3 separate regions of the Homo sapiens genome follow, and regions 1 and 3 are each linked to region 2. Evidence: chromatin loops called from intact Hi-C (ENCODE). Cell type or tissue: IMR-90. All regions are shown on one strand.

What was found. A loop is a pair of places that touch in the nucleus more often than their neighbours do. Peaks named below come from ENCODE experiments on the same cell type or tissue, not always from the same donor. Only the 100,000 strongest peaks of a DNase experiment are listed, where the experiment ranks them.
Region 1: it touches region 2 in a loop (4-fold over the local background); 6 of 110 quality-filtered maps call a loop at or near these places.
Region 3: it touches region 2 in a loop (3-fold over the local background); 3 of 110 quality-filtered maps call a loop at or near these places.

The regions. Positions count from the first base shown.
Region 1 is chr6:139,971,070-139,979,069 of GRCh38, reverse strand. LINC02941 (long intergenic non-protein coding RNA 2941) reads right to left here and starts at 2,751. Exons shown (of 2, transcript NR_121623.1): 1 at 2,638-2,751. LOC103352541 (a long non-coding RNA gene) reads left to right here. Exons shown (of 3, transcript NR_121624.1): 2 at 197-448; 3 at 666-720. In IMR-90, no CTCF peak of the experiment used is centred here; DNase peaks (open chromatin) are centred at 1,019 and 4,899; H3K27ac peaks cover 1,957 bases.
Region 2 is chr6:139,594,692-139,602,691 of GRCh38, reverse strand. No RefSeq gene overlaps it. Among named protein-coding and RNA genes, the nearest start is that of LINC01625, 120 kb to the right of the region's middle. In IMR-90, no CTCF peak of the experiment used is centred here; DNase peaks (open chromatin) are centred at 4,441, 4,791 and 7,321; H3K27ac peaks cover 2,882 bases.
Region 3 is chr6:139,744,825-139,752,824 of GRCh38, reverse strand. No RefSeq gene overlaps it. Among named protein-coding and RNA genes, the nearest start is that of FILNC1, 22 kb to the left of the region's middle. In IMR-90, no CTCF peak of the experiment used is centred here; a DNase peak (open chromatin) is centred at 3,994; H3K27ac peaks cover 976 bases.

The DNA of each region.
Region 1 (8,000 bases), 380 kb before region 2:
GGACATCTAAATTGTTTAGATAACTGTGGTGACATAGACCAGAGAAGGTTTCAAAGGAAATCACTGTTTGTTCGTGAAGTGCAAATCCCTTTCCAGGAAATTAGTATCATGAAAATTATTACCAAAAAATCATAAATATATGCAGGGTTTTGTTTTGAATATATCTCTCATTAAAAAAAACAAATTATTTTTTCAGATGGAGTTGCTTGGATACAAGGAGAATCTTACAGAATACAAATGAACTTGAAGGCATTAGTAATATTTTCAAAATAATAGAGAAATGACACAAAGAGTGAAAGAGGTGAAATCTGTCTTTGATGGGAATAATATCTAAAAGGAGTATTGTACATATCTGCTGGCAGCTTTAAAAAAATTAATGATTACTGAAATTCAGAAATGTCAACAGTATGAAATGAGCAAAATTACTTCCCTAACAAGATTTTATAAGGTGAGCAATTGTTTTGAACATTTTCTAACCTTAACTTTTCTATTTATCTTAAGAATTTAAAAAACAAACAAAAAAAAACCCTAGTGTTTAAATATGAAAAGGAGACTTGTGGCAAATTCAGAATATAATAATTGACCATTAAAATAGAAATGCCTTCTCTAACCAGAAAAATGAATAAGGAAATTATAACTTACATTCTCTATGGATGTCTTTACAGAGATAAAGTAGTGGGATATTTCCTTGAAATAATGTTCATCATCAATGCTGAAGTTTACAGAGGACAAAAATATGAAATCATGTGTTCATAGACAGCCCCAGGACACACACAGTGGATGCATTGTGTTCTCCTGGGTTGCATAACTACTTTGAAAGAAGTTTTCTTTTCTGTGTCATAAAAGAAGACTTTTTGGCTCTGCCAGGATACTCTACCATTTGGCCCCATAGACTTCAAGCATGCCTGAAGATACGTGCCAATGGCTTGTTGGTTTTTGAAGATCATTCTGATCTCTGCTGAGTTACCCAACTGGACTCAGAAGGGTCTGACCCACGTGCCACATTCCAGCTGTTTGCTTGTTTGTTTTTAATCTCAACCTAGTTTAATGGGAAGAAGGTGAGTCACCTTGTGTGTATGTCAGCTGATATTTATGTCATGGAAACTTAAAGGGGATAGACTTGAAATTGAAAAGATAAGATTGTGATTGAATGGGCCTTGTATAAACTATGTTTTGTTTTTGTTCTCTTGCTTACTTACCTTGTAAACAGATTCCTTGAGTCTTAAACCAAGGATCTTAATCTTTGGTATTTACAGAGCCTTTCTTCCATGAAGCAGAGTTATTTAGGATGCTGCCAGCAAATGAGCTCTCAACTGGATCTGTCGTCATCATCATAGAACTTACTATGGTCTGGTAGTATTCAAAGTGCTTACTTAAATTAATTTCTGGAAACAACCTCACACATTTGACTCTATGTATTTTTCCACCTCATGATGAGGAAACAGACACAAAAAGGCCAAATGATTTTTTCAAGGACATTCAGCTAGGAAAGGGCAAAGACAGGCACAGATGAAGAAATAATCACAGGCACAAACGAGGTATCTGTTAATAGAGATCCTAGGAATCTGTGACTGTCAATATGAATTACAAATATGAAAATTATTTGTTGAATCAACAAAGTGGAAATAAAACTATTTTTTCTTAGCTGATTTGGTAATGACTAACAGTCAACATACCTATTAAGTGGTTTTGGTTGAAATAATTTAATTTGTTGTCAATACTAGTTCCCCCCTTTAAATTTAATGATACAGTTCCAATATCTAGATGAACAAATAAAGATAGGAGAAAGAATTCTATATTTTAGTCATTTCTGCTTATGGCCTCAATTTCAGATTCCAGAAATCCATAGCTAAGTAGTTATAAAGCAATTACAGTTGTTAGAGTAGCCCAGGATGGCTGGACAAAGTTGAATATTTCATGACTAAAAACAACAACAGCCAGGCACAGTGGTTCACACCTATAATCATAGCACTTTGGGTGGCTGGCTTAAGCCTGGAGTTCGAGACCAGCCTGGCAGTAAACTGAGACCTTGTCTCTATAAAAGATACAAAAATTAGTTGGTGTGGTGGTGTCTGCTTGTAGTCCCAGCTACTTTGGAGGCTGAGATGGGAGAATCACCTGAGCCCAGGAGGTTGAGGTTGCAGTGAGCTGAAATCGTGCCACTGCATTCCGTCGCTGCACTCCAGCAGCCTGGGTGACAGAGCGAGACCCTATCTCAAAACAAAACAAAGCAACCAAATCAATTCTCACTAAAAATAAACATACCTAAGACATCATCGTATATTTTAAATTCTTTCTAATTAAAGCAATGTTACTAAATATATTTTAAAGAGGCTTGTTATAAATGAAATACTTACAAGGTCATTGTACTGAATTCAAAATTTTTGTTATATGGAAGTTGTAGAACTTTGGGATTATGAAATACTAACACAAGTAAAAAATATAAAGTCCAATCTTTGAAAAGAAGATACTTTGTCTTAGTCAGTTTGGGCTGCTACAACAAAATACCATGGATGTGGTGGCTTCAACAACAGACATTTATTTTCTCACAGTTCTGGAGGCTGGGAAGTCTAAGATCAAGGTACTGGCCGATATGGTTCTTGGTGAGGGCATTCTTCCTACCTGATAGATAGTTACCTTTTTGCTGTGTGCTCATATGATCTTTCCTCAGTACCTGAGCATGGAGAGAGAGAAAGCTCCTGTGTTTCTTCATTTCCTTTGAAAGACATTAATCCCATCACGTAGTCCCCAACCTCATGATCTCATCTAAGCCTAACTACCTCCCAAAGGCCCCACCTCCAAATACCATCAAGATGGGGATTAGGACTTCAACATATGAATTTGGGAGTAACACAGTCAGTCCATAGACACTTCTAGGAAATCTTTTCCATGTAGTCCAGATGCATCTAGCATGCAAACCACAACAGGCTACAGAAGTGACTTGAGGGCAAGAAGAAAGATCCTTCTTTCAGACCCTAAACTCATCTTTCATGGGCCCAGGAAGGAGCCCCCAGCATGGAGGATACCCAAAGACTGAACAATAATATGAGGCTTGAGGCTCACAAATAAACCTCATTAAGAGAGAACTGGGAAAAATCAGAGTCAGAGAAAGAAGGAAAAAAGGTATGGCGGTGGGTAATGGGATTTGAGGTAGGAAAGGAAATGGGAAGGAGCAGAGCACTAGGAGGGAAGGGGAGGCGAAGGGGGAAGGTCAAAGGAAGAGAGAGGGAAGAAGATGACAAGAGCGAGCATAGTTTCACTTTCTCAGCATTAAAATCCTGAAATGGACACTCTAAAAATAAAAACTACAGGAGGTGGGGATTTTACCTGTAAATAATTTAAAAATCACTGAGCTTCCTGCCATGATAGCGCAGGCTATAGATTCCAACAATCTGAAGTGATTTTAAACGTCCCTCTCTAGAGAATAAGTAATAACATCCATCTCCCCCATAGAACAAAATTCCCTTTCTTGATGGAACTGAATGGGGTCAGTGGCATTTTTTTCTTGGAATCTTCACCAGCCCAAACTATAGACATAAGCCAACTTTCACAGAGGCTAGAGATTGTTAAGCTGTGGCTTGTCACCTATAACCCATTTTTATAAAATGTGAATGAAGGCTACTATATTGTTAGTGGCCACCTGTGGACATAAAGAATTTATAAGAGAAAAGTCAATAATGTCTTACCATGTAAGCACATCTGAAATACTGATATGATTTCAGCATTAAGTAAACACTAAAGCAAATTTGGTGACTAGTTGTATGTGTGATACACATATACATATGCATGTATGTATACCATTTAAAAAGAAACACCAAAAAAGTTTAAAATACACTGATTTTATGACAGCTGAAGAGCTAATTGTTGCTTTCCACTATTAAAACTTGGTAAATACCAATAGGAGAGGAATTGCTCAGCTTTAGGAAGGGGTAATTAGGTTTAATGGAACCAGTTGAGAAGAGGAACATTAAGCCTGTTGGGAAAAATTTCCTCCCAATGAAAACTATTAGATAATGGAATCACTTTCCAAGAGAAATGCCTGAAATCCTATCACTGAGGATATTTAGGATTCAGCTGGACATTACAAGACATTCCATGTCTCAGACTTTATGCCCTTTTATGTCCAAAATATGTTAGTATTTTATTTGATGAAATATATTCCAATCCTTTCTTCAGGACTACATATATAAAGAGACTGTATATGTGTATAAATATGCATATATAGTATAAATACATACATATATGTACTATATTTAGACTGTATATGTACAGTCCAAATATACACATAAATACACATATACATATACATACGTACTAAATATACATATACATATGTACTATACATATGTAGTCTAAATATAGTACATATGTGTATATGTGTATGTAGAGAGAGATAGGTAGATAGGCAGGTAGGTAGATTAATTGATAAATAGATAAATAGATATAAGGGAGAGAAACAGAAAAAGAATCTTAAGATTCAAGGTTCTTTTCTGTTTGTTTTTAAACTTGCAGGTTACAAATGAAAACACTAAAAACTGTGATTGATGAACAATAAAGAAATATACTCAGATAACAAGCACCTCCCTTTTTCTTGTTATACTAATTTCACCCTCAAGAGTCAGAAGCAACCAGGTTTGCATTTATTTTCAGTTAGTACTGGTTGCTTCTGAGAATAAGCCCAACTATTAATCTGAAATTCCAATAAAAGCACCAAAAAAAAAAAACCTCAGATGACAAAAATTAAAAATGTTCAGACTCTTAGTGAGAATTTAAGGTTCAATGACTTATCTAACTTTTTCTTGTAAAAAGAACAATCACTTTCAGAAAACCTATGCCCGCATGGAATGATGCATCCACTTCCTCCTAAACATAGATCACATTATCAGTGTTGCCAAATATATCAACAACAGCCTGACTGTTGAACACCATGTTTATCTAATGGACCATAACAGACAGCGAGAACAAGCACAGTTGGAGACAGCAATCTCTAAAAGTATTTCCAAACCAGCATCATTCTTTATTTTTTTTCTTTCCTTTTTCAATTAAGGGAAAGGGAGTTATTAAGCAAGACATACAAAAGCACTGTTAGGATAGCTCCACTGAAACCATTTCTTTCTGCTAAAATGTAAAATAATTCTGGAGGGTCACATTTTTATGTATTCACATGAGAACTAGGACAGAGAAGAAGGAGGGCCGTGGAGTCAAGTTTACACTGGACACCTAATCAAATCTGTTGTGAATTGCATAGAGAAAATTCCTAAGGACTCCAGAGATAAATTCTCAACTTTTCCCCTGTGCAGAGTGAAACAGTTCAAAGCTGAGGATCAGGATGGGACTGAGAGGGATTTTATTTAAATACTTGTGAGAAAAATAATGCAATTATTCAAAATGTTTAACATGATTTAATTTCAGGAATGAGACAAATTTGTTATAAAATGTTGAGAAAATACGGGTAAGTCAAAAGGAGAAAATAAACCACATATAATCCAATAATGCAGAGATAAGTGCTATTAAAATTTTGGTTTATATTTTCCCAATCTGATATGTCCTGAAACAGGTATTTTAAAAACAAAATAGAATATTTTGTATAATTTTGTGTAGTAATATTTTTCAATACATATCATATTCTGCACATTTTTCATAACAATATTTTTCTATAACACCGTTTAAATTGCTATTTGATACTCTGTTACATCAAGGCCCTCTATTTATTTTTCCAGCCCCATAGTGTTGTTACCAAACCTTTGCTATTATTAATAGTTCTGTGATATGTACTCTTACATTGTACTTTTATATGTGACCATAAATATTTCCTTAGAATAACTTACTTGAAGTGTGTCATAAAATGAACAAAACTCCAAGACTTTGTAACAGAGTGAAAATGCCCTTTATAATGTTTGTAATAATTTTCCTCTCTGCCCACAACAATGTTTATTGTGGTTTTGACAGAGTACCTTTTGTGTATTTGTTTTTGTTTACTTGAACCTATCAATCTTCTTTTATGGTTGCCTTCATAAGTTAACATTAAGAAAATTGTCACTATCTAAGATTAAATAAGTAATATATAAATAAGCTATATAAATCAAAAAAATTAAAAGATGAACATTTATTTTCTTCAAGTGGCTTTATACATCTTTTTAAAATATATAATATTTGCATCGTTATTTATTTATAATTTATGTTGATAAATAGTATAAAACAAAATAAGTTGTTACCGAACTTTCTCAATACATTTGTTAAATAAGCCATCTTGATTTGCTGATTTGATTTTATAGCACCGATTTGATGTGCTACCTCATGAAATTATTATATGCACACTATTCTTTATTTAGTTGAATCTGTAAAATTATTATAACCACTTCTTTCATGTGTCTCTAAAGAACCCAGGAGTCGCAATTATTTTACCTGTGCAGGAAGCAGTTAAAATTGATCAGCTTTTCATCATCTATGTCTATGTATTCTCAATTATTAAAAAAAAACTTTAAATATTAATCTTCCCTCAAAAATCTTAATCCATGAATAAGAAGAGTGTAGAAATCAGTAAATCATATCAAAAGGGTTTATGCAGCAACCACACTAGGGTGAGGAACCAAATTGCAAGAGAAAAATGTACTCTCATTTAAAGGACCAATAGGGTTTCCATTCTTCTTTTTTTGCTTCCTGTTCTTTCGTTACATTTCATTAAAAGCAGAGATTCTCAAAGAGGGGTCCCCAGACCAACAGCATCACATGGGAACTTGTTCGACAAAAATCATCCCAGACCTACTGAATCAACAATGGGGCCCAGAAGCTATGCTTTCACAAGTTTTCTATGTGATATTGATGCACACAAAAGCTTGATTTAAAAGAACTTTTTCAAGAAAGAATCTGAATAGAACCCACAGAAAATATTATGGTATCTGTGACATGATGGTACAACAAGCCTTTACTGAGAGATTTAATATAGACCTTTCTCCATTTGTCCTTTCCCTATTTATTATGTATGCATTCATTTATTAAACATTTTTTATATACCTCGATAAGGGCTGGAAGCTGAGTATGGACACTGAATAAAACAGATCACTTGCCCTCAAAATATTAGCAATTTATATATGGTTTTGTTCTACCTTGAAGGGAAAAGAAAACAAAAACTTATAACAGAAAAGAAAACTAGACTATTAGTTCTTTCATTTGTCAAGTTTTTTTTTTAAATACACATGGCTAGTTAAAATAAAGCCAAGTATTCTGCTTCTTAGAATATAAGCTTTTTTGTTGAAAAAACTTATGATAACATTCAAGATGAGAGCCTACAAAAATAGTACTAAAATGATCTTTAATTAAATTGCATATTACAGGGAGCGAGGTACGGAGTCATTATACTGAAACAATCAATCCAGAAAAAGCCCAAGGAAGGTGAAACTTTTGGAAAGAGTAGATAATTGACAATTTAAAGTTATAGTAATGACAGTGACAGATAACTGAGGCGTCATTGAAAAGGATCTCTCTGGAAGTGAAGAAGGACCACATGATGTATAAAAGATTGAGAAACAGCGACAATTTAGATTTGGGGAGTAGACGTAAGAAATGGAAGGAGAGAACAGGATGATTCTGAGTATTAGAAACTCAAGAAAAAGGCATAACCACAACCTTTTTTAAAGATGAGGACCAGGACTAACTAACTGACACGTTTGCTTTGTGCTAATTATGTTAAATCATTAGTTTCTCTCCTCTAAGCCTGTGCCTCTTTCCACAGTGAGCAAAGCAATCATTTGTCCTAACATCAAATCTCTTCCTCTTTAGGCTCAGCTCAGGACATACTTTCCCTGACAAACCCCTTCCCCATGCTGACTACACAATTCTTCACCTGGTGTCTTATTCAAACTCTTACGATAATTACAGGAGACCCAGTGCAATTTTAATAGCCCGATCCAGATTTATGAATGACATAGTGAGATAAATCAACTCAGCTTGCCCCAAAGGGTAGGTAGTAATGCAGAATGATACAGAAAAAAAAAAAAAAA
Region 2 (8,000 bases):
ATAAGGAATAGGAGGCAGGGTCTGGCATTGAAAAAAAGAAGCCTGCAGGAACAGGGCAGGATAAAAGGCCTCCAAATAGTAAGTTTTAGTGGAGACTAGGCACACCTCTGGATGCCAGAAAATTAGAGGAAACAGAGAAACTCTAGATGAAGGAAGAGGGGCCCTTTTATCTAGGGCTCAATAATCTGTAGATTCACCATCTCCATGGGCCTCCTCCCCCTCTACGAGCATGGAAGGCTGTTCTCAGCACTGCATGGCCAGGGGAAGCTCTGGGGGTCTTGTCCAGATGTCCTTACTATGGTTCCACTGGGATAGCTATAGATGATCAAGTATTTACCATCAGTTAGCGGGCTGAGGCATGGGACTGGCTCAGAGGTATATACAGGTAAATGACTAAGAAACTTCTGTTTTGTTTTGTTTTGTTTTGTTTGAGACGGAGTCTCACTCTGTCGCCCAGGCTGGAGTGCAATGGTGCGATCTCAGCTCACTGCAATCTCCGCCTCCTTGGTTCAAGTGATTCTCTGCTTCAGTCTCCTGAGTAGCTGGGATTACAGGCGCCTGCCACTGCACCCGGTTAATTTTTGTATTTTTAGTAGAGATGGGGTTTCACCATGTTGGTCAGGCTGGTCTAGAACTCCCAAACTCAGGTGATCTGCCCGCTCAACCTCCCAAAGTGCTGGGATTACAGGCATGAGCCACCGCGCCTGGCCAGAAACTTCAGTTTATTGGTTGTTTTTTCACTTGAAAAATATATTTAAGTTAAATTAATAAATACTGATTATGGACTTCTGAACAAAGTAGCCAAGAAGAGCATTGCAGCATGCATTAGAAACACACGTGAGTTCATAAACACTTGCTGACACTCCTAGGGAAGTAGCTCCCTTTCTTCAGCAGCTCCAAGTGTGGTTCTGCACCAAGTCACTGAGCACTTCTTCCCAACCTGAGCCAGCTAACGAGGGCCAACATCAAACAATATTCAGTGCAAAGTTTAAGACAGATGGCAAGTATATTCAAAGAATCAAATTTTTGAGATATGCACAGTGAATTCATTCCCTGCCTTTTATTTACTAAGCTATAAAGCTTCTCAATGGCTTTAGTATACTTTATTTGTTTAGCAGAAATAACAGTGGCATCTCAATGACTAAAAGAAGTGGACCAAATGGATCTTCCAATCTTAGGGTTTTTAGCTTCCAGTCTTAGTGACTGAAAAAGATCAACAAACTGTGCCCTCAACCGATTGTTGTTGATTGGACTGTGCAAAGATAAAAATGAAAAACTCTGAATTAGTAGTTGGTTTTATAACAGCGTATCCTGTGGTGTGACCAGACATAGTCCTTTCAACCTACAGAGTAAAGGGAATATTGCCTAGTCTAGCACATCCTCTAATCTTATCACCCAGGCCTACAGATTCTAGAATAAGCCATACTCCACCCCTACCACCACCACCTCTGGCCTAATTACTCAGCTACATCCTCTGGACATGTTCTGTTGGAACTCAGGGGCCTTCTAAAGAACTGCTATAAGACCATCAGGCTTGCCTTCTAAATTCCCCTCTGGGGCTCTATTGAACTGCTGTGTGACAGAGAGGGTACTTCCCCAGCCATAAATAAGTGTTGAGTGCAACCACACTTTCTCATTCTTAATGTTGGAAAACTAGGAGGGCAGTTGCAGTTGTCAGCCTATATGTGGCTGATGACACCTAGAGTCACTAAGAATAAAATTATAAAATTAAATTCATTTTCTATAATTTTTTTTGAAGTGATGTGTTAAAACACCAACAGTCTTACCTTAGGAGAATGTAAACTCCTTAAGGATGCCTTTGCAAGCTTTTTCAACAAGTCATGGTCAACTGCAATGAATCAACACAACCGTCAATATCTATGAAATCTGTCACTTATCAGGTGTAACTAAGTATAAAATTTTCAAAATATCTGTTTTTTAAGTAAATTATGTCAAATTTGGTATATCCCATACAATGTCACTCTCATTTAGTTGCATCCTTAGATGTTTCCTCAAAAGAGAAGAAGGGTATGTCATTACAGCTAGTGGGAGGGCAACCCACCAATCAACAGCTGCCAAATATCTTCCTCTCTTCCTTTAGCCTCTCCAGGAAATCTTCCTCCTCTGAGAAATATGTGTTCAAACACCTTATTTGGGTATTTCCATGATGATATATACTTGTGACAGTGTCATCAATCACGTGCATCTCAAAAGAAAAAAAAAATAAAGTGATCTCAGACATTAAGTCTTCTGTGAATTTTAAAGAGTATCTGAAAAGAGCCGGGTGCAGTGGCTCACACCTGTAATCCCAGCACTCTGGGAGGCCGAGGTGGGCAGATCACCTGAGGTCAGGAGTTCAAGATCAGCCTGACCAACATGGTGAAACCCCATCTCTATTAAAAATACAAAATTAGCCGAGCGTGGTGGCACATGCCTGTAATCCCAGCTGCTTGGGAGGCTGAGGCAGGAGAATTGCTTGAACCCAGGAGGTAGAGGTTGCAGTGAGCCAAGATTGTGCCATTGCACTCCAGCCTGGGCAATAAGAGCGAAAACTCCATCTCAAAAAAAAAAGTATCTGAAAAGAGCGATCTGTCTTCAGCTGAGCTCCTAGAGAATTCTGAACTAATGCAGTATCACAGCAATCATTTCCCTCATGCTTTCATGGCCTGTCCCCTGCAGTGGTCATTTTACTAGATTATAACAATTTATCACATCTATCTCTTTATTAGGATACCAGCCTTGAGTCTATGGCTGTGTCTTTTTATCTTTGTGTTCAGGGTCCAGCACATTGCCTGGCACATAGTAAGAATGTGGCACTACGTGTTGAAACTGAATGAAATGGTTAGATGAATGGATGGACAGAGGGACAGGCGGATAACTCGATGGATGCTATGTAGAATAAATAGAGTGGATTAATGTCACCTAAACTACAAATGCTGCCCCGTTATTGAACTTTAGAAGTTCTGACAATGTTTTGAGAACCAAGGTTATGTTTTGACAAAACTAATTTAGTGTTTCGCAAAGCATAATTTTAGAGCCCAAATGACCACATTTGACAGGATTTTGTTAAGCAGGGCTGCATTTTATTTAGGCCAGGCCCTCAAGACTGACAAGTTATATACTTTTTGTTTGTTTGAAGGTCTTTGCAAAAATGTATGACTGCACCAGCTATGGATTCTTTCTGGTTTCTGCTGCCCTGTAACCTCCAACAGAACAACGCTGCTTCCAGGAGGTGCAGTGTCTTCATGGGTTTCCCAGAATCTTTTCGATGTCATAAGAAGGCAACAGATTTCTAAGGAGCACCTGAATTCCTTGAAAATGGCTTTGAACAATATGAGTTTCTTTTCTTTTCTTTTCTTTTTTTTTTTTTTTTTTTGAGACGGGATCTTACTCTGTCGCCCAGGCTGGAGTGCAGTGGTGCGATCTAGGCTCACTGCAAGCTCTGCCTCTCAGCTTCATGCCATTCTCCTGCCTCAACCTCCCTAGTAGCTGGGACTACAGGCAACCGCCACCACACTCGGCTAATTTTTTGTATTTTCAGTAGAGACGGGGTTTCACCGTGTTAGCCAGGATGGTCTTGATCTCCTGACCTTGTGATCCACCCGCCTCAGCCTCCCAAAGTGCTGGGATTACAGGAGTGAGCCACCGCGCCCGGCCATGAGTTTCTTAATTTAATATTTGTTTCTTTAAGGGATCAGGCTGGCAGCAATGTCATGGAGATATCGATGTGCTTCACTGAGAGGAAAATAGTTGTGCTTCTTTGAGGAAGGGGCTTAATTCATAAGGTAGTTCACTAAACTCAATGCAGATCCTCAAACCATATGACTTTGTAAATTTGTCTAAGGATCAAATCATTTGTTCCAATTTAGTGTTTCTGACTTTCTGAGAATAGTATTTCCAAGAACACCCAGGAGAATGCAAAGTATGAATAATCCCATATCTGTCTCTCCTTTTTTAAATTAAAAAAAAAAAGATAATAAAAGACAAATTAAAATATTTGAATTTTATGATTTAACTTCAGCTTACAGATTGATTCATTTGTGGCAAATTATGACTTGAAACATTTAAGAAAATCAACCCCAACTTTAAAGAAGATGGTGCCAGGAAATGGAAGGCAGAATTTAGCTTACTCTTTGGCTTTAGCATCTTTTTCCTGTGCTATCTTTATAAAGGCTGTAAGTAGCAGCTTAGAAATGCTGGAGAGGTTTTTCATTTTTTCGTTCTTTTTTTAAAAGAAGGATTTGGCCAGAAACTTAGTTATTTGCATATAGTAGGATCTTGACATCTCCTGTGCTTTATCTTGTTCACATTGTAAAATGTTGCATATGAACTCTAGGATTTAAGACACATCAGCAGTTGCTGAACACTGCATTGAAAATGTATTCATTCCAAAGTGAATTATCATTGTTGGTGACGTTCTCTTTTCTAAACCTTAAAAAGCTGAAAAATGGTAATACAAACCACATGCTTGCTTCATTCCACCACCATTCTTGGCAGGACGAGAGCTGCCTGGCAACCTTGCCGTCAGCTGGGCCTGTGGTAATCAGGGCAGTATTGCCCTGTAGTTAAATCTAATGCTTTCTTTCTGAGAACCCATCAGTGGATGTTTTTTCTTCTTATCAGACTTCTTAGTAATGTTTGAAAAGGGCTTCTGTGGATGAGGAGAATATGTCCTCATAGAGCGAGCTGCTGAAATAGTGGGGAAAAAAAAAAAGACAATAAAGTATTCTAATGACTCTGCAGAGAAAAAGCCTGCAAGAACTGCCTGCCTGTTGCTTTGGACTTCGGCCCTACAGAGGCGTGGGACCCAGCCTGACTCAGCTGGCTGGGCTCCATTTCTTTCAGAGGCCTTGGGGAGCCTCATTCCCTATGGAAACTCCAACAGCAAGGATCCAGGGTATGGAGTTCAGGGTCTGAAGACTTAAAACACAAGCATGGCCTTATGTGTTTGGCCCTTGAACATTGACAATATTTTAATTCCAACATACTTAGGAGAAAAATATGTATTTGGAGCAACACCAATGATGAAAACATCCCTTTAAGTAAGCCTAATTATAACTGAGATGACACAAATTTGTTATGATAACTGAGCCTGTAAAAACTGAAACTTCCAGGAAAGAAAGATCACTGGAGCAGCCATAGCCACAGGGACAGTCTCTAATGAGACGCAAAAGTCAATAGGAAATTGGAATTCACCAGGCAGAATTTTACTTTATAGCCAAATTACATAAACAAGGACATTATTCAATTCTTCCTATTCCCTGCTAATTAAACAAAATGATGACATATAAAGTGCCTAGTAGAGTTGCTTCACATGACTGGCACTTAAAACATATATGAGTTTGTTCCTCCCTGGTCAAGCAGATTTGCTTTGAGATCCCTCTTCCAAAGGCCCTCTTAGCCAGCTCTTAAAAACACAGCTCTGTGGGGCCTCTTTCTTCCTTCAAGCACCTTCCATTGCTTCATCCTCTTTCCTGAGACCTATAATCACTAAGAAAAAGAATCTCAAAAGGAGTTGATGAATCCAGCCAGTAGCTCCAGCTACTTAATTTGAGTAAGCCCTAAGAAAGTTAAGATCCTTCTGTGATCCTTAACTTCAGGGTCCTAGAACCCAAGACCTTAGATGAACTTTATTCTAAAACAGAGAATATTATTCCCCAAAAGGAGTAAGTAAATTATTCCTAGTTACATAACCAAAGGACAGCCTCATTCTAATCTTATGATTTAGAGAGCAGTGGCCCTCTATGTAAGTTAGTTAGTTAGTTTTACTTTCCACAATGGTTAGAGGTGCTTTGTGAATGGACAAGAAATTATATACATGCCTGGAACTAACCAGATGCACACATTGGAGGTTGTACCATAATGAAAACATACAAATATTTTTAATTTCCATTATAATGGGTAGAAAAGAATTTGGGCTGTACTTAATGTTCTCATTCCAGCCCTTCCTCTCACAGACCCTGAAATACCTAGAAGTTCAGCTACTTAGCAAACTCGCAGGATGGTCACATTCTCTGTCTTCCCCCACTGCACTTCCCTTCAACTAGCCAGTAGGAAGAGTAAACCCTGTCTCAATACTAGTTGTAATAATTCCCTGTGTTTAAGTTTATAGATTTAACTTTCAGGGACATCATTTGCCACTCAAATAATAAATAAAATTGCTTGTATTTGCATATGTTCAAGAGTTTTATACTTGTTTTCTTGCTTGTCACTTCTGTGAAACATGCTGAGATAAATATAGATATTATTGACTTTATTCTAATGATAAGGGGACTGAGATAGAAGTGTAAAAATGTCTCAAGAAAATACATTTCAAGTAGACTGTCACCAGGTGATGGAAGGCAGCTGGATGATATGTTCCTTTTTAACTGAGATTCCTACGTGGCTATAAATGGGCCAAGGTTAATGCATTTTAAAATCCATATCCCATTATTTCAGTTACAGTGAATTTTGAACAATCTTTAAAGAGCATAAATTTGAATTTATCATAAGTACCTTTCTCAGAAATCTGTATTTATTTATCACAATTTAATCTAACCTTGGTCTTCCATCTAAAGATTTAAGCTGTTTTTTTGTTGTTGTTTTGTTTTTGCTCTTGTTGCCCAAGCTGGAGTGCAATGGCACAATCTCAGCTCACTGCAACCTCCGCCGCCCAGGTTCAAGTGATTCTCCTGCCTCAGTCTCCCAAGTAGCTGTGATTAGCACCACCATGCCTGGCTAATTTTTGTTGTTGTTGTTGTTGTTGTTTTGTTGTTGTATTTTTAGTAGAAACGGGCTTTCACCACGTTAGCCAGGCTGGTCTCATACTCCTGACTTCAGGTGATCCACTCGCCTCAGCCTCCCAAAATTCTGGGATTACAGGCATGAGCCACCACGCCCAGCCTAGGCTGCTTTTTAAATCCACACTGTATCCACTGCCTTGAAGCTAGATTCCTCCTAGGCTTATCTCCAGGTGCACCTCTTTTTATCTGCATGTGGTCTCTTTTCTTTTATTAGCTTTCTAGACACAATTAAATACACAGCTTTAATTTCCTTTCTAGCTCCTGTGCATGAGCTGCAAGGGCTCTGTTCTGTCTTGAACTGTGTCTCCCAAGAAGGATGGAGCACAGATTGATCACTTTCATTTAGGGCATCCCTCTATTCTGAGAGCCCCGCCCCATTACCAACCCTCCCCCATCCAAGAATGTTTTCTTGGCATTGTTCTTTTTGGAATATGAGGGAAAGTTTTCCCTCCTTTTCTTGATTCTTTCCTTGATTAGCAGCTGCAAGTTAGGTATGATGACTTTTAACCACAAAACATCTCAGAAGCCTGTTGCTAGCGGTAACACAACATACAATTTTTAAACAACTCTGTCTGATACAAGCTGTTCCAGCCAAAGAGTTCCTCTGAACTGATTTCTAAAATAGGTGATATTCTTCCAGAACAAAACATTTTATGAGAGATTTTTTTCAATGGTGATTTAAGTCATCGCATGACCCATTTATCCTTAAAAGCTCAACTTCTTTCCTGTGGTGCAGTCAATTAAATAATGATTTCTAGCACAACCATACTGTAAGGGTCTCCTGCTACTTCCAAGAAGCTCAAAGAACTTATGTATTTGATATTGGAAATCATCACAGGATCCTTTTTAGGGGAAAGGCTATAGGTAGGTGTATCTGTATAGTTTTGGAGAGAAGCCAATAGATAGTTAAACATTCTTTTTCATGGATTTTAACTTTGTTAAGACTTGTAAATTTATCTTTCTAGAAGATTATGTGTTTACCTTACATTTTCCCTATGTTAAAATCGCATTTGTCTGAAACTCAGTTACTTCTTCCTTTAGTTCCAAACCATGTAAGTAGTTAATTATTTTCCCAAGCTCCACCTATTTACCTTCTTTATATCTTACTAGGCCCATCTCTTCTGGCCTCCTAGAGCTGAACTATACAATTATGTGACCACATGTAGCTATTTAAATTTAAATTGACCGGGTGAGGTGGCTCACGCCTGTAATCCCAAC
Region 3 (8,000 bases), 150 kb before region 2:
GTCGAGATCTTGCATTTTTCCAGGCCCAGGAGATTGTTAGTTTTAAAAGCCTGTGACACTTTTTAGACAATTCACTCTTACATAAATGCATGCATGCCCATATAGAAGTGTAAACCATTTCTGGTCTCATATTTTTGCAAGGGGCAGAGAAGGAGGAGATGGAGCTGGATAGTAGTGTCTAGGTTAGATATATTAGGAACCATGCAAAACTGGTTAAATATGAGTTTTCTTAACCACAGCAATCTGAAAAAAAAAATAGCTAGCTCATGAACCCAATCCATAGTCAACATTCACTAGCTGTTTAATTTGGCCATGTTTCTCTCAGATGAGACACCTGGGCTGCTGATTACCATTATCCCATTATCTCACCATTATCCTATATTGTGTGTGTTTAATCCCGTCATATTTTGTGGCAGATTGGCAAACTAATATCACAAAATACCAGTAACACAATAACACTTAATGTCTATTGCTCAAATGAGGGGAATATTCAATGCAGGTTGGATCACACTGGCCAAGCTGATGACTTAGATCTGATCCAGATGTCTGAAGTCATTTATAGCCAATTCTCTAGTCTGGCCAATTAGTCTTAACACTGAAGCAATTGACTTACCTGATGACAGTCTGAATCAACAGATAATTTATGACCTGAACTTCTGTAATTATTTTAATAGCCTTTTCATACCCTTTTTATTCTATTTATCGTAATAGGAACATTTAAAATGAGAACCTTCACTAAAGGAAAGAGATGTGAAGTTTTTAAAGAAATATTTTTTTAAAGGAATCAGAGACTTGCCCTTTGAAGAAAGTCTATATTGAAAAATGCCCACATTCTTCCTTTTAGCGCATTAGTTTGGAAATATTTTGGACTCATTTTCACCATTTTGAAGTATTACTATCTCCTAAATTGCAACTTGTTTATTGCCTGTACTAAGAAAACCTTCAAACATCTCGAAGATTAATTTCCTCTTCATTATCTTACTATTACTAGCAATGGGAACTGAAAGAGAAGTCGTTCCTATAATCCTGAATTTTTCCTCACTAATAGGCCAAGGATTCTTGACTTTGAGAGGCCAGTTTGCAGCCAAAATGGTGCCAGCCCGTGGGCACTCTGCGTTCATTCACCCCCTACTACAGGAGGGTCTCTCAGAATCACCAACATTGATGACAGGCAAATGTCATGACCACACAGTGGTGGCCTAAGAAAAAACATGGGATAAGGCAAGTTTTTGTGAAGAAAATGGAATAAATAAGTTGTTTTAGTTCACTTAGCTCACTAAAGAAACTCTGACTCAATATTAAACTGCTATACTTTCAACATACCATTGAGAATACCAAAGAAAATATTGCCTGGGGAGATACATGCTCAAACCTTCTCGTCTGCAGCTGCTATCAATTATTCTGCCCCAATGTGACCAGAAATCTCAGTTTTCAATAGAGAACTATGAGTTGTAAAAGAATCCTTATTGGCCACCCCTACATTCCCCTCCCCACCCCCACCTCTTGATTCTGTTTTGCTTTTCAAACCTTTTGAGTGTCCACGTACTTTGTATCCTAGCCCACTGGGAAGTTAGAAAAGCAAACTTAGTTAGTTTTAGGGCACAGGAGAGGTTTTGTGGCTTTCAGAGATTCTCCGTTGGATTACAAAAGCTCATAAAAGGGTACCTTCACCCTAAATGTTATATAAACAGAGTTCTGACGGTGTGTGTGTGATTTACACTCTTACAGAAGATCTTGAATCTTCCTTTTCTCCATGCCGGAAGATAAGTGAAGGACAAAAAAGCTATTTAGAAGAGTTAACCTGATCATTTTTTAAAAGATGTGTGCAAATCATTGAGGCTGGGATCCCGTTTGTCAACCAGATTGTCAGGAAATAATGTATTACTGACAAGAACAAAGTGTGCAGCTGGATACCCCAAACAACAGCATGCTAAATGAGCCAGAGACTTGTTATAAATATCTTCCCCAGGACTGCATTTCCTATAGCCTAAAATTATTCTAGAAGCAGCATGGTATAATGGAAAAAAGAACAGTCCTAGGCCTCGGGATGTTGGGGTTTTCTTTTAGCTGTTCTAATAACTAGCTTTGTTATCAAGTTATTCCACCTCCTGCTTTTTGTAAAATAAAATAAAATTATGAATGTATATACTCGATGATCTCTGAATTTCCTTCAAGCTCTAAAATTCTATATTGACAACAATGATATCTTACACGGGGAATGTTGCCACTCAAATGCTATACAAATTAATCTATGCTCACACAAAAGATAGGAAAACAGAATTTTTTTAAAAAAGGAAATAAAGGGCAATTGTAAAATAGCCTTTTTTATTTCTGCATGAATTATATAATCAAGAAATTATTCTTTTGGTGCAGTTAGTACAGTAAATTCAAGAAGTGAAAAGAAGTTAATAACAAGAAGAGACAAAGTAATTAGGAATTAAGACTTCACTTTGGCCAGGTGCAGTGGCTCACATCTGTAATCCCAGCACTTTGGGAAGCCGAGGCAGGCAGATCACCTGAGGTCGAGAGTTGGAGACCAGCCTGAACAACATGGAGAAACCCCATCTCTACTAAAAATACAAAAATTAGCTGGGCTTGGTGGCACATGCCTGTAATCCCAGCTACTTGGGAGGCTGAGGCAGGAGAATCACTCGAACCCAGGAAGCAGAGGTTGTGGTGAGCCAAGATCGTGCCATTGTACTCCAGCCTGGGCAATAAGAGCGAAACGCCATCTAAAAAAAAAAAAAAAAAAAAAAGACTTCACTTTACAAAACAGATTCTTAAAAATGAAATGGTAATAAACTAAATCTCTCTTCTTTAAATCTCCCAGCCTTTTGCTTTCGTTATATTCCCCCTTGTTTTACAGGTTTCTGCGTCGCTGTCTTCTCTTTTAGAACATAGGCTGCTGAATGGCAGAGGACCTACTTTATTCATGTTCAGACCTTCACAGTGCTTTGCCCAGAAAGGCATTCAATAAATATGTATTAAATTAAATTATATTTTTAATATATTGGATGAATGTGGTAAATGCTTAGCTGAAGTAATCAATCCAACACAATTTAGCTTTTTGTAAATTCGAATTTAAGATAAATCCCTAAATTCCCTTCCCTTATAAATGACATGGAGGATTATGGTTTCATGTAGAATCTGTGAAAAATCTAACCAATAAGAGAAGAGTGTTCTTATCTTGAAAGAAAGAAAACTATCAAATTGTAAGTATTAGTTTTATTCTGATCTATTAGAATTTCTCTGTCACTCATTCATTTATTTATTCATTCATCATATATTTAATGGGTATCAGATATGCCAAACCTTTGTTTATACCACTATAAATAAGATATAGTTCCTTCTCTCAAGAGTAGAGTGTTTTTATGGTCTACAGAGAAAAAGCATCAATTACAGTACAGTGGAATAATTGTGGTGATACTAATATGCATACAATACATCGTAGCATGTAAGAAGGACACCTGAATGAATGTTGAGGATCATTGGAAGCTTCTCAGAAAAGGAGCTGGCTAAGCTGAATAGCACAGGCCAAATTTAGGTCAGTCAGGGCAAGGGCCTAAAACCTGTAGGAAAAGCCAGTGGAATTTTACATTTATTTAAGAAACTTTATATATCACTTATAATATGCCAGGCATTCTTCTACTTAAAAATAGTAACTCCTCGAATACAACAATCATAAGAGGGAACGATTACTATTCCCATTTTACAGATTAGGAACCCAAGGCACAGAGAGGATAAGTAACTTCAAAGATCAAATAGCTAACAGGTGACAGTACTGGAATTTGAACCCAGGCATTCTCAGGTAAGAGTTTATGCTCTTAGCATTCCTGATTACATGCTGCTGCTCTAAGGCCAGCTAGAGAGCCTGGCTCCTCTCCCCTCACCTCTTCCCCATTTATTCCCTATCTCAGCATTCTACGTGTTTGATTTTGCAACACTTTGCTTATCTGTGTCCTTGCATGCTATCTCATGCTGTCTGTCTTCCTTATTACATTCCAAGCATTGCACGAGCAAGGACTCTGAGAACTCATTGAGGAGTTTTAAGCAGGAGAGTCAGGCAGTCATATTTGTACTCTAGAAAGAGCACTCTGAAGTAGAGGAAAAGGACGTCATTTTCAGGATAATATCTATGATTTATCTGATGTTAAACTGGAGGTTTCAGCCCCAGCACATGCCAGAGTGTGTGGATAGACCAAGAAGCAAAAATGTTTCAAAGTGAGTGACCGAGGCCTTTTAGATGACACTTAGATGCCTCAACCACATCAAAGGTATAAAAGGGCCTATCATTGGAGATTAGAAGATAATTTTTGGAAGGGAGAGGATTTATTTTAAGAGGGCTTTGCTCTGAGTCACAACCACCCTATCTCTGCTCCAAGGGAGTGGGAGACACCCCTAACCTCCAGCCCATAAACTCAAGGAAGAATTTTCTGGAGAGAGCAATAGCAGGTGCTGGCCCCTCAGCTCATGTCTGTGAATAACAACTTCAATAGGACTACTCCAAGAACTTAATGTTTGTCCTCTGCAGTTTAGGTTTGTGTCTGAGTACCACCTGAAAACCTAGAAGGCATGAGATAAACTGATTAACTTTTCTGACAGAATGCAAAGAAAAGGGGCTGTGCTGAGAAGGGGTAGCAGGTTTGGAGTCCCTGGAATCCAGAATTTGTGAGTGTAGAGCAAGGATCTGGATGAGGCTGTGCATGAGATGCGCACACAGAGCTGAGCCAGCCAAGGCTGCCCTAGGTCCTTCTAAGAGGAGTGCCCAGGGAATCACTCACACCTTGACAGAAGCCGAAGGTTTTGCTGGTTGCAGAGGGACTAAGGGATCAGCCTAAGCAGGAAAGTGCACTGATCTGGCGGCAGACCGGAGGAGGCAGTCTTCTGAGAATCCATGAAAGCACCCATGGTAGAATGAGCCTGCTTCACCTACCTGCCAAGTCCAGAGAGAGAGTGATGCCAATCACCAGGTGAGTGTCAGGCAAGTGAGAACTTCCCCGCCACCCTTACAGATTCAAATGTGACAATGTCTTGAGACTTAAAGTCTCAAGACTTTATGATCTGAATGTGACCAGAGAATTTCATGGAGGCTGCCAATCGTTATAAAGGGAAGAATCCCAGCTGAATCCATTTAAAGGGACAGTGAGGGACAAAAATAAAGATGCTCTATGATTACATTAGTTAATCATACTAGACATACACCCAAGGTATCCTGCCCCAACCCTGTGAAAAGCCAAAGCCACGACCTATAAGAGCTTCAGAAGCTCCAGTCACCCCTCAAATTGCCCAGGAAATCCCAGGTGCCACTCTAAGGTAATTCGTAAAGCATTTTAAGTCTGCAGGTTTCCTGCAGCAAATTGCCCCATTCAACCCGTGGCCTTGAAGCCTCAGTGTTCTCTCCTAGTCTCAGCCTGAGGGCCTGACACAGCCACCTTCTCCAAGAGGTTACTAATGAGGGCTGAGGACACTCATGCCACTCTCTGGCTCATGCACAAGGAATAAGATTTAAGCCACACAGTGCTGGGCCTGCAAACCCACGCCAGGCCTGCCTGCATCTTCAGCCTCACCTCTTGCCACGTTTTTTCCAACTTTGTTCCCGCAATACAGCTACTAATATTACTCACAGTTGCTTCAACAGTGGAGAATTTTAGCTCCTTTACACTTGAAACTCCTGTACCCTTGGCCATTTGCATTGCTGTTCCTACATCTAGAACCCTCCCTCTCTGCTCCAACTTGCCTTTTATCTGGAAGTGAGTGTGCAATTATGAGCATAACTCCTGCAAAACAGGCTGGCTCCAAATCAGACTATTAAGTATTTTTCTGACCTTGGGTAAGCGACTTAGTCTTTGTAACCTCAACTTCCTTATCTGTACAATGAGGATAGTAATATTATCCATTAGGTTTTGGTGAGGATTCAATGACATGAACAAAAAATATTTAGCCTATGGCCTGGCGTGTTTAAGTACTCAACAAACATTTCTTGAACAAATTAAATAAGTGAGCAAGTGGGCCCTGGTCTATCCGGTTTCCTCATATTGGAAAGCTATTCCCGCTACCATCTGCCTGGAAAATTCCTGCTGACCTGCAAAATCTGGACCAAGTGACTAGGTTCATTACTGAAAATGCATAAACTCATTATATTGACATCTTGATTTCCAAGATGCATTAAGTGAGAAAACTGCAAATTGGCACCTTCGTGAAAGAAAATTATCACATTAACTTCTGTGTAGAAAGAAGGGGAAATAACATGTAATAAGTATGTGTGTGCATTTCTGCTAAGTGGAAACATTGAAAGAATAAACCAGAAATTGCTAATAGCGATGTCTGAATTCATCCTTCATAAAGGATAAGGTCCTCTTTAACCATGCATATAAGTGATATAGAGGTTTATACACTGGAATCATTTATTGTTTAAGACTGTAATTCAATGTGAACCAAACCACTAGGTGACTCAGTTAAATTTATTTAAAAATCCACTTTACAAGAAAGAGAGGAGGAGAAAGCCAGGGAAAACAGAATTTGCTTTGTGCCAAGCACCAAGTTAAACACTTCATATCCATGAATTATTGTGATCTTCACAGTCCTGCAAGGCAGTTACCATTTTGCAAATGAAAAAACTGGAGGTCAAGGGCCAAGCAGTTAGTAAGTGAAGAAGTGGAATTCAAACTCCCCTAGGAGTTGCAAGCCCTTCATTCTTTCAGTCACACAGTGTGGCCTCTGTATATTGCCAAGTTTGGTACTTGACACAGAACGGATATGCCCGACTTCTACTTCATCATTACATTTATTGATAAAAACATTCAACAGTTCCAGCCCAGTACTAAGTCTTGTTGCAAACCAATAGAGACCCCCTGACACTGGACACAAATTGTCTTATGGTGGTTCTTGGTTATAGGTCTTCAGCCAGTTATTAATTCACATAAACTCACCATATTTTATTTCCATGTATTTCTATATGTATAACCCAATACTCCATTAAATTCTGCACTGAAGACTATAAAAATGCAACTAATTTACTTTGGCATGAATTGTTTTAATAAGTCAATGCTGATTTCTAATTATCACCACTTTCTATGTTCAATACTCACAGTCATGAAAACAAGCTGATAAGCTCAATACAATTTTCTAGAAAGTTTTTAAAAAATTGTATTAAGATCACTAGCTTCTTTTTTTTCTGCAGTCTACTTAAAAAAAACTGGAGCAATATTAACTTATATCTATTTTTCTAGGGTAAGGGGGAGACATTCCCCATTTTCCATAGCTTTCCATATTTTGGAGAACGAAACAGATTTTGCAAACCAAATATACAAAATTCCTATGTTATAAAAATGAAATTTTCTGTTTAGATACTTAACATGAGTTAAAGAAAGTGAATGTTTTCCTACCATAACATTACCAATCTTGGGCTTCAATTCCATCATACTGGTGATGTGAAGATCCTGGATAGAGAAGATTTATAAATACAGTCAATAATTATACATTCTCTGTGATATATTTTTAAGGTAACACTATCTGTGCCAGGACCAGGTCTCCATTACTGTACTTTCTCTGAATATTGCTTTTAAAATCATTTTTGTGTTAATCAGTATTTTTCACAAGACTCAGATCATTTCTAGCTTTATACTTGTTAAGAGCTTTGAGGTATTTTTGTTGTCATTTTTATTGGTCTGTGATAATGTGTCCTTCCTCCCGTCTTATTTATACACCCTTTTGAACTCTGGCATCAAGGATAAGTGAAGTCATACAAGTGAAAATATTTCTGGAAGCCAATGTTATTAGAGCCTTAAATTTAAGTGACATGGTCCGATCGGTAGAAGAACTTAGGGTTTGAAAATATTATAAAACATCGTAACATTAGCACATCCTTCTCTGCTTCCCTTCCTCCTGTTTTTCATTCCCTGTAATTCATGAATGATGACATTAAGAATTAATCTTCTAAACAGAGCCTATTAACCGAAATATTACAGTTGGAAGAGGGTATCTCTGTTTCTATAACCTAG